Regions from separate parts of the Homo sapiens genome. Here region 1 is linked to region 2. Evidence: chromatin loops called from intact Hi-C (ENCODE). Cell type or tissue: Caco-2. All regions are shown on one strand. Each heading gives the region's core, and the rest is flanking DNA. Links, peaks and the distances in the headings are about the cores only.

Region 1 (5,385 bases), core at 153-5,152, 59 kb before region 2:
CAAAATCCATTTTCAGGCTAGATAACTGGTCCATGATAAGTCTGAAAAGAAACAAGCCTGGACTTGCCTGCCTAACTCCATTATGAAATCTGTGGCTTCCAGGGACCTTGAAGTCTTCCAGGTCATATTCTAGACTTTATGACCACATTTAAACCAACTTAGGGATACACAGCCCCTGTCTGTTAGAGGAAAACATACCTTAACTCCTAGAGTAAACAATTTCATCCTCATGTCCCTTAAGCACTCATTTTCACACTGGCCAGCTTTCAGGGGTGTGATGCAATCTGACTTCCTAATGTTGTGGATGAGTAGTGTAATGTAATGTAATGTAATGATGTAATGTAATGGAGAGAGTTGTTTATTCCCCTACACATATGCACCAAAGGGGTAAATAATGGCGACTCTCCATTTCTGGGTTTTATTTGACATTTTCCTCTACTGGGCCAGCTATGACCTTAGGTGTGGATCATTTCCTTTTCCCTAGATGGAAGGAGCTGATGTTATGGAGAACGGGGGTGGTGTTTGCTGATGTGGTTCCTGAATGTTTCCAGCAGCCCAGAGTGAAGCACCACTATAACAGAATTTAAAAATAGAGAATAAAGTAAGCTTAATGTAGCAGTTTTCTCAAGACACCAGAGTAGGCATTTAAAAAATAACTCAGGATGATTCTTTCTGGAGTCTGCCAAGGCGCTGAATTCTGAGACCATGGTGGGATTCTGATATTTAAAAAAATGTTCGTTGGTGGGGGTGGGGAGGTGATGGACTGGCATAGTTTAGTGCAGTATCTTGTATCTAGTAGGCTCTCCATAAAGGTTTACTATACAAATGAAGGGGGTGAGGGTTTAGGAGAGCATTTTGTCTGAACAGGAATTCTGGTTTCCTTCCAGCTGAACTGCCTCTTGGGTTGCCTCTCAGGTCTTTGTAGAAACATATGACATTCTGAGGAGTGGAGAGAAGTTCCCCTTTGGATCCCAGGCAATTGGCACGTCAAATCCAGTCTTACTTTTATGACACCAGAGTCCACACGGCTTCCTGTTTCTAACAGCTGCTACTGGCTCAGCATTATCTCAAAAGAGGAATCCAGCTTCCTTGGTTTTTGCCAAAGCCCAAATCAATAAGCATCTGCTTTCTGCTGCATTTGCAATTGGCCCTACTGGCAGCAGGGAATGTTGAGCACGTAGAAGCCATGAGCCCCCACCTAGCTCAGGACTTGTTCTGGATTGTAGAGACTGTTCCTTTGTAGGGGAGAAGGAACTGGGGGTTCGGAGGGGTGGGAGAAGTGGAGGCTGGGGCTCTGTGTTGCCCTGTTTCCTTGTGAGATAACTAGGAAGTCTGGGCAATTTTTAAGTTCCCATCATTAATTACAATTTTGTTTTTTTTGCTGGGGGGAGTGGGCGGAGAAGGAGGGGAAGTTGGAAAGGGGTTGCTCTCTGGAAGTTATGAGACCCTGGAAAGAGAGAAGACATATTCAAAGAAAATTGAGACAAATTTTTTTTTTTTTTTTTTTTTTTGAGGCGGAGTCTCGCTCTGTCCCCTGGGCTGGAGTGCAGTGGCACCATCTTGGCTCACTGCAAGCTCTGCCTCCCAGGTTCACACCATTCTCCTGCCTCAGCTTCCTGAGTAGCTGGGACTACAGGTGCCTGCCACCACACCCGGCTAATTTTTTGTATTTTTAGTAGAGATGGGGTTTCACCATGTTAGCCAGGATGGTCTCGATCTTCTGACCTCGTGATCCGCCCACCTCAGCCTCCCAAAGTACTGGGATTACAGGCATGAGCCACTGCGCCTAGCCAAATTGAGACAAATTCTAAAGATTGTTTATAACCTCAAAATTAGTTCCATGCCCTTGATGCCAGAAGCATTTCTCCTCTGGTACAGAAAAGGCAAGTTTGCATGTTGACATTAGACTCTAGTCTCTTTAAGGTAAAATTCAGGTTCTACTGATCTTTGAAGCCTTGGCATCCAGCATGAAGCATGACATAGAGTAGGTGCTTAATACTTGTAGGTGACAGAGTGAACATCAGATGAGCAAGCAGAATACATGCTGAGCACCATCAGCTTTTCTGGATATGTGGGAAATTTAATCTTTTCTCAATACGATCCCAGCCTTTCTCTACCCAGAGACAAGCTGTTATCTGCAAAAAGTAGCAGAATTACATTCAACATCCAGACCTGCGATAGTGGCTTGAAAAGGTGTGCGACGTGTTGAATTTCAATCCCTTTGCTGAAAATAAATGGAAAAATGTGTTATCGCTGCTCGTGTCTCTTTGGCTTATCATGTCTTTAACAGTTTTGTTAAAAAGGGAATTCAGTCTTCAGACCACTGGGAAACTATCAAGCTTTGGCTAGAGCAGGAATTTTCAACCCTGGTGGTATGCTGGAGCCTCCTGAGGGGTTTAAAAGAATCCCAACACACAGGTGCACTCTACACCAATTGCATCTGAGTTTTGGCAAGTGGGATCCTGGACAAGCTCTCCAGGTAACTCAGATGTGGGCAGCCTAGGCTGAGACACCCCTGAGTTGGCATTTACCCATGCTGGAGCACTAGCGCCAAATAGCTGCTCCTCCGATTGCAAAATAGCAGTCAAACCAGGGGGCTCTGGAGAGTGGAAATAATAATCCTGTGGATTACAGTATTTGATTACAGTCAGCACTTTTTATTTTTGGCAGTGGTTCCAACAAGTCAAGCAAACCCTGAATCTTTATATAAAAAAGTCATTTAGTTGGATTAAAGCTTTATTGCTTTTTGCCAACTTTTGAATTGGGTGGAAACTATTAGTGCTAGAGAAATGTCATGATTTCTTTCAGAGCAAGGTTTGTGTTACAGTTTTCCGAATCCCCAGCTCCTAGAATGAGGCCTGCCATGTGGTAGCTAGTCAAAAACGCTACAATAATTACAGTAGCTGCTGCTTGCTGGGTACCTACTGTTACACTGAACACCTCATGTAATCTTCAAAACAACCATATGAGGTAGGTCCTATTAGTATCTTCCTTTAGGAAGGTGAAGAAGGCAGAATTCTAAGACGATGCCAACATTCTGCCCCCTATTGTGCCTGCCCTATATAATCCCCTCTCCTTGAATGTGGGCCAGACCCATGAATATGATGGGATGTCGCTCCTGTGATTATATGATGGCAAAGGTGAAGAACTCTTGCAGATGTGACTAAGTTTCCTTATCAGCTGACTCTAAAGTAATCAAAAGGGAGCTTATCTTGGGTAGGCCTGGCCTTATCAGGTGAGCCCTTTAAAAGAAGTGTTAGAGATTGGAGGCCTGCTAATAAGCAAGTCACCGTGAGTACTAATGCTGTAAGGAAATAGATTCTGCTGACATCCCAGAGCTCCAGATAAGACTCTGAGTAAGAGGACTTAGCTAAGACACCCAGATTCCCAACCCACAGAAACCATGACATAATAAACAGGTGTTGTTTTAAGCCACTAAATATGTGATAATTTGTTATGCAGCAATAGAACACTAATACACCAGTGGAAAAGTCATGATACAGAGAGGTTAAAGGGCTTGGCCAATGATCCACATTATGAGCTGGTGGAGCTGGGAGTGAAACCCTGACATTTCTGACCCCAAGCTGTTTAATCATGTCACCATCACCACCATTTATTTATAAAATGAGGCTCATTTGCACTAGCCCACTGGCTTTCTGAAAGCTATAAACTGGGACAAAACCAAGGTGGATTCAAAGTCTTGCTTGCTTTGTGCAATGATGTGGAATTAGAGGCAGGAGCTGCCAGCATATGCCACACATGTGGAGGGTCAGGGCCAGAGGCGTGGAAATGGTGTCTTTTCCAGATCCACACTCCAAGCTGTGCCCCCAAGTTGGTACGTATGTCAGTCGTGAACAAGAGAAGGACTGAAGAAGGCTGTTTTAATCACAACTGGGACCTCAAAGGCCAATTTACTGAACATCAAATAAACCTTAAGAAAGAAAGAGATGGGGCTGTGGTCGCCTGGTGACAACCATATCTGCTTTGCTCCAGCTGAGAGGCGAGGGTGTTGGCCTACATTTCTGATCAGATCCAGAATTTAAACATCATAATTATACAGTGGTCCTTTCTTAAAGAAAAGCTAAGCTTTACTTTCATTAGTAATGTACATTTTAGTCCAGCTTTTCCATTTTCTTTTTTTCTTTTTTTTTTTTTTTTGAGATGGAGTCTTGCTCTGTCGCCCAAGCTGGAGTGCAGTGGCACGATCTCAGCCCACTGCAGGCTCCATTTCCCAGGTTCACACCATTCTGCTGCCTCAGCCTCCCGAGTAGCTGGGACTACAGGTGCCCGCCACTATGCCTGGCTAATTTTTTTTGTATTTTTAGTAGAGATGGGGTTTCACTGTGTTAGCCAGGATGGTCTCGATCTCCTGACCTCGTGATCTGCCCACCTTGGCTTCCCAAAGTGCTAGGATTACAGGCATGAGCCACCACGCCCGGCCCAGCTTTTCCATTTTCTTAAGGAGATTGATAGAGAGAACTTTTAAGATTTGGTTATTCTCAGACTGGGGCCACATGGGCTCTCTTGCAGGATATTGGCTGTGCTGGGTGGCCAAAGCCAGCTTTTGTCAACAGAGGTGTGTGTTCTTGTGTTGGCTTCTAAATGGTTCCTCAGAGAGGTGGTCACCACCCCCTCTGTCATCTTGTGCAAAGGCCATGGGTGTCCTGCACCAGAGCATTCCATAGGTATTTATAAGCTGAATGGTGCTGTGTGAGCTCCGATGAGCAATGTAACTCTGGAACTGCCCACGACGTGGACTTTGACTCGAAGGTAGTTGAACCCTACTCTACCCTCTGGCAGCTGTGTAACCTTGGGCAAGTCACTTGACTTGTCTTAGCCTTCATTTCCTCTTCTATAAAACAGGGATAATAATGTTTGGGCGGACCTCCTACTCAGTATCCATTCTCCTCTCTTCTTCAGTAGGAGGAGCCTAACTGTGGGATGAAGTTAGTGTGCTCTAACTAAAACCATTTCATTGTCTTGATGCTGGGATGGCTGTAAGACCTATCTCTGGCTAGTGAGAAGTGAAAGTCTACTGGTAAAGAAGGGGTGTCTTGGAAAGTTATCATTTTCCTGTACTCAGCTAGAATGTTCCTTTTCATTTTCCCTTTACCTGCATGTCCTCTTCCTACCTGGAATGTAGATGTGATGTCCTGAGGTGAGCAGCCATCCTGTGAGCCTAAGGATAAGGAGGAGCAGAAAGCTATGAATGGTTTGGGTCTCTGATGGCATCATGGAGCCACCCACCAGCCCTTCCCTGCCTTCCTTTGGACATCTTAACACATGGTGGAAATATACTTCTCTTTCTATTGGTGATCTTTTTTTTTCTTTTTATCCCTTCAGGCCAAATGCAATTCTAGCTGATGTAAAAACCTGCCTCATAAG
Region 2 (5,385 bases), core at 267-5,266:
GTCTCCTTGCCCTTTTGGGCTTAACTCTTATAATTATTTAAAGAAAACTAAGATTATTATCCTGATAAAAAAAGTTTGCAAGGGCCACAAACTGAAGACCAGTCTTATCGATGGTCCCCAAGCTCACAAAGAAGCCAGAGGAAATTACTCAGCGTGGGATGACCACCGTTGCCCAGTAGTTTTATTCCTTCTAAGTCAATGTTTTTCTGAGATGATCCAGAGTTTGAAAACTAACATACAGTTATATTCAACAACAAATTCCTGGCCATGTAGGGTCATTGTTATAAGGTCTCTGACCCCTAAAACACTTCAAACAAAGTCCATACCTCTTTCTAGCTCCTATGGGTATGAAAGACCACCAGGAGTAGTGTGAGAAACGTTAGTGGGTACAAAGCTACCCACTCTCTTGGACAAATAAAAGGGATGAAGGGTGTGTTCCTCTGTGAGAATGAGGGCTTTTATCATTGTGGAGAAAAGTCATTGCCTGGAGTTGGCTTTCATTTGGGGCTAGATTAAAAAAAGAAAAGCTCAGTGTCACTGATCATTAGAGTAATGCAAATCAAAACCACAATGAGATACCCCTTCACACCAGTCAGAATGGCAATTATTAAAAAGTCAAGAAACAACAGATGCTGGTGAGGTTGCAGAGAAATAGGAGCGCGTTTACACTGTTGGTGGGAATGTAAATTAGTTCAACCATTGTGAAACAGTGTGGCGATTCCTCGAAGATCTAGAACGAGAAATACCATTTGACCCAGCAATCCCATTACTGGGTATATACTCAAAAAATATAAATCGTTCTATTACAAAGATGCATGCATGCATATGTTTATTGTAGCACTATTCACAATAGCAAAGACATGGAATCAACCCAAGTGCTCATCAATGATAGACTGGATAAAGAAAATGTGGTATGTATACACCATGGAATACTATGCAGCCATGAAAAGGAACAAGATCATGTCCTTTGCAGGGACATGGATGGAGCTGGAAGTCATTATCCTCAGCAAACTAATGTAGGAACAGAAAACCAAACACCACATGTTCTCACTCATAAGTGGGAGCTGAACAATGAGAACAGATGGACACAGGGAGCAGAACAACACACACTGGGGCCTGTCAGGGAGTGGGATGTGGGGAGGGAGAGCATTAGGAAAAATAGCTCATGCATGCTGGGCTTAATACCCAGATGATGTGTTGACAGGTGCAGCAAACCACCATGGCACTTGTTTACCTATGTAACAAACCTGCACATCCTGCACATATACCCTAGAATTTAAAATGAAAATTAAAAAAAAGTAAAAAATGTAGTGGATTTTTAGGAATATCCCAGTAATCAAGTCACCTTTCAAGAATTAAGGGAATGAAAATGGCTGGAGGACATTTCCAAAGGATTAGGAGTGGGAGTCACCTGTTGATGCCAAGGCTGGAACAGCTGGAGGGGCCTCAAGGGGACCTTGGGAGATGCCTGTGTGCTTAGGAAGGGAAGGGCCTATCCAAAGTCCAAGAGAGTGCTATTTAACCCACGTAAGCTGATCTCTGCTCCTTAATTTCAGGATTAGAAAACTGCTATGGGATTTGGCTTTTGTCAACCATTGGGATGCTTTGGGAAGCCACAGAAATCCAACTATCTCTAAGACTAATTCTGTGAACTCTGAAATTCCTCTGCATAGTAAGGTGGACTATTGGAGGGGAGGGGTGGTCACTGTCTACACACCTAACTTTATGTTATAAAAAAATTCTAATTTTATTCAGCATTTCCAAAAGGGTGCTACAGGGAATGTTACTGATGTTAAATTAAAGAGTACAGTGCAAAAAAAATGATCTCTGTTCAAGTAAATTAAGAAATTATGTGATTAAATAGAATTACATTTTTTATTTTGGATAGGATTTCTCAGGGCTTTCCACCTGCTATTCTGAATTATGTATCTTTAAGAGGGAGACTGTGTGTATATTGTAAAAGTCAGATTCTAATGTAAAAGATTCTAATTTCGGGTCATGGCAGTAACACTGCACCATTGGCACATGGTTTAAAACTGCAGGAACACAGACATTGATCTGTGTGCTTATGTAAATGTGTACACTCTAAAAAATAAACAAGCAAATACTATATGTATACGGTGAAGGTCAGCAGTGGCGGGGAAAAGGGAAGACTTTCGTGGGAGAGATTTAGGGAGGTTAGCACCTTTAACTGAAGGTAAGAGTCCTTCATTCTAATTCTGAATCACTGCGTTACGTTCAGCATATCTGGTCCTGTTTCCCCACATGCAAAGCAGAAATTTAAAAAGTAAAGACATCTCAAACTTATCTTGCAAAACAATACAGGGATTAAACAAGCCTGTACCATTAAACTGTTTTGCACTCTGTGGTCAAGGACATGGCCTAATGGCAGGTTATGGTCCTGGCCACCAGCAGGATTAACCAAGGGGTTTGCAGAGCAGGCACAGGCAGTGTCTGTCTCTCCAGGACCGCGGGTAGGGCAGCTGACATCCTGGGGTCAGGGTGAGTCATGCCCTGTGTGCATGAACATGCAGGCATGCGTGCAGCACCCTCGGGCTCCAGGGGCTTAAATTTCCAAAAGACAACCCTGAAAACTTGAAAAGTAAGAAAATCTAGAACAATGAGTAGGTGGCCTAGCTTTTGTGGCAGGCAGAAACAAGACAAAATGGCGAGTTAACCATATTCCTATTATGTGGGGGATTTTGTAGGACTGTCCGAGTGACTATTTGCTTAGAGTAGGTTAAATCCTACCAAAGAAATGGGGCTCCCAAGAAAGCATTCATTCCCAAAGTGAATTTTCCTGTTGATAGTGTTGGATATGTTTGCAGTATTCACGGTCCAAATTTTATGCTTTCTCTTTCCCATTGCTGAGTCACTGGGCTGTCTTGAAATCTGAGGGGAAAAGTCTGTGAGGCGTGGCCGGCAACTAGGAAGCCTGGCTCTTTCTAGTAGAGCATGAACGCCACCTTGAGTTGTGTGTGAGCACTGCCGAGCCCTACTTGACATGATCAGCAGTTCCGAGGGATGGAGCAAATGGGACTGGTTCCCTTTTGCAACAAAAAGCAGCACTATCAGGCCTGGGTTGTGTCTTGACACCCGGAATTATTTTTTAGCAAAATGTAATAAATCAATCAGAGTTCCCCAGAGAAACAGAACCAAGAGCATATGCGTGCATAAGATGGAGAAATTTATTTTAAGGAATTGGCTGGTGCAAATGTAGGGGCTGGAAAGTTGGAAATTTGTAGGACAAGCCGCAGGCTGCAAACTCAGGCAGGAGTTGATGTTGCCATCTTGAGGCAAAATTTCTTCCCTGGGAAGTCTCAGTTTTTTTCTCTTTAGGCCTCCAATTGATTGAATGAGGTCGACAAATTTTATCTAGGATAGTCTCCTTTACTTTAAGTCAGCTGATTTTGGATGTTAATCATATCTGCAAAATACGTTCACCGCAACATCTAGACCAGTGTTTGGTTAAATAACTGGTACTAGCCCAAGTCGACACATAAACCATCACTCTTGGCCGGGCGTGGTGGCTCAGGCCTGTAATCCCAGCACTTTGGGAGGCCGAGGCAGGCGGATCACGAGGTCAGGAGATTGAGACCACCTGGTAACACGGTGAAACCCCCGTCTCTACTAAAAATGCAAAAAATTAGCTGGGTGTGGTGGCGGGCTCCTGTAGTCCCAGCTACTCGGGAGGCTGAGGCAGGAGAATGGCGTGAACCCGGGAGGCGGAGCTTGCAGTGAGCCGAGATTGTGCCACGGCACTCCAGCCTGGGCGACAGAGCGAGACTCCGTCTCAAAAACAAACAAACAAACAAACAAACAAACAAACAAAACCTAACCATAACTGATAGCAACATTAGCATAGGTGAAAAATATATTTTTGAACATTAACAGATATAAATAATTTTTCATTTGATTCATTAATATGGATTCAACAACACTTCAGGTTGGACCAGGTGCATTACCATTTCTAGTTATATTCCTTGTAACATTGGGTTAGATTCTGATGTGTTGCTACCAGCCTACCATATGCATTGTATGACTTCCCCCAGTACCATCATAACGAAGACATGTAGAATACGTTTCATAGTAAATAGGGTGTTTTCCCAGGGTTGCTGTTGTTGCTATTGCAGGATATTCGCCTGCAAGTGTTTGCAATTCTCTAATCAGAACTCTTTGCCATGCAAGGTAAGGCAAAGTTTAAAAGGCTGGTCAGAGCTCCTTCCCAGGAGTGACACCCTTTGTCCTTTGACATTGGTATTTTTCTGTCCAGTACTTCTGGCAGAAGTTAGAAGCAGGAATGGGTAGTCCGGATAGCTCTCCTATTTGAATCTGTTTTTTAAAAAAAAGACTCCACAAGACTCCACACTATTTTGATATTTTGATGAATTTTCTGGGGTTTCACCTCGTGTAATTTTTTTTTTTTTTTTTTGAGACACGATCTTGCTCTGTTGTTCAGGCTGGAGTGCAATGGCATGATTACAGCTCACTGTAACCTCAAACACCTGGGTAGCTCCTGGGTTCAAGGGATCCTCCTACCATGGTTTCCTAAAGCACTGGGATTACAGGCATGAGCCACGAGGCCCACAGGCCCAGTCCTTCATGTGACTTTTGAAGGAGGCATCTGTGGTCTTCAAACACCAAGAATCTCTCCTTTATAGACACTCAGAAAGCACGGAAGAGGAGGATAAGAAATGGCCAAGTCTCTTGGTGTTTGCTCTTGCTGGAAAGAAAAAGGGGGAAATTGGATTTCTCTGGGATTCTCTGTTCAAATGGCAAAGGAGGAAAAAATCCCAGAGAGTCTGCTAAGGAAGGAAGTAGAAGCTACGTCATCTCTATAGACAGCAGAGAGGACATATTTATTGGTGTGTATCTCTAGTTTCTGCAACTCATCCAGCCAGATATTTCAATATTTCCCTAACTCCAACTGTTCACTGTCCATTTCCATTGCTATTGAATGTGCTAGGTATATTTTCCTAATATAAACACAAAATTTAAAAAATTATCCTATGTACCATGTGACATAGTCTTGCATATTATAGTGGTTCACATCATAACTCATCTGTTTGAAAAACTCTAATCAGATGCATACGGTTAATTCAAAATGTGCTGTGTGTAGAACTGCTATATAATTGATGAGCATTAGAATGATGTGACACTCTACAATTCTCTTTTCTCTTAGGTTTTTAAGATTATTAAGATTAATGTCATTCAATAGGTCTGAGTTTGCATGTGTAGCAAAGACTTGTTCTCCTTAAGGCAGCAGTGGCTTGCAAACTTTTTGAAATGCCTGTAGTAACACATTTATTTTATTTATTCACAAATGCATACATATTCACAGACGTAATATAATGAAAGTCTCATTAAAACTAGAATGTAATTTTT

Evidence for each region. Peaks named below come from ENCODE experiments on the same cell type or tissue, not always from the same donor. Only the 100,000 strongest peaks of a DNase experiment are listed, where the experiment ranks them.
Region 1: it touches region 2 in a loop (4-fold over the local background); 2 of 110 quality-filtered maps call a loop at or near these places.

Annotation. Positions count from the first base shown.
Region 1 is chr17:68,697,935-68,703,319 of GRCh38, forward strand. No RefSeq gene overlaps it. Among named protein-coding and RNA genes, the nearest start is that of LINC01482, 72 kb to the left of the region's middle. In Caco-2, for the core only: no CTCF peak of the experiment used is centred there; DNase peaks (open chromatin) are centred at 167 and 3,247.
Region 2 is chr17:68,757,090-68,762,474 of GRCh38, forward strand. No RefSeq gene overlaps it. Among named protein-coding and RNA genes, the nearest start is that of LINC01482, 130 kb to the left of the region's middle. In Caco-2, for the core only: a CTCF peak has its summit at 2,971; DNase peaks (open chromatin) are centred at 2,482 and 2,952; H3K4me3 peaks cover 517 bases.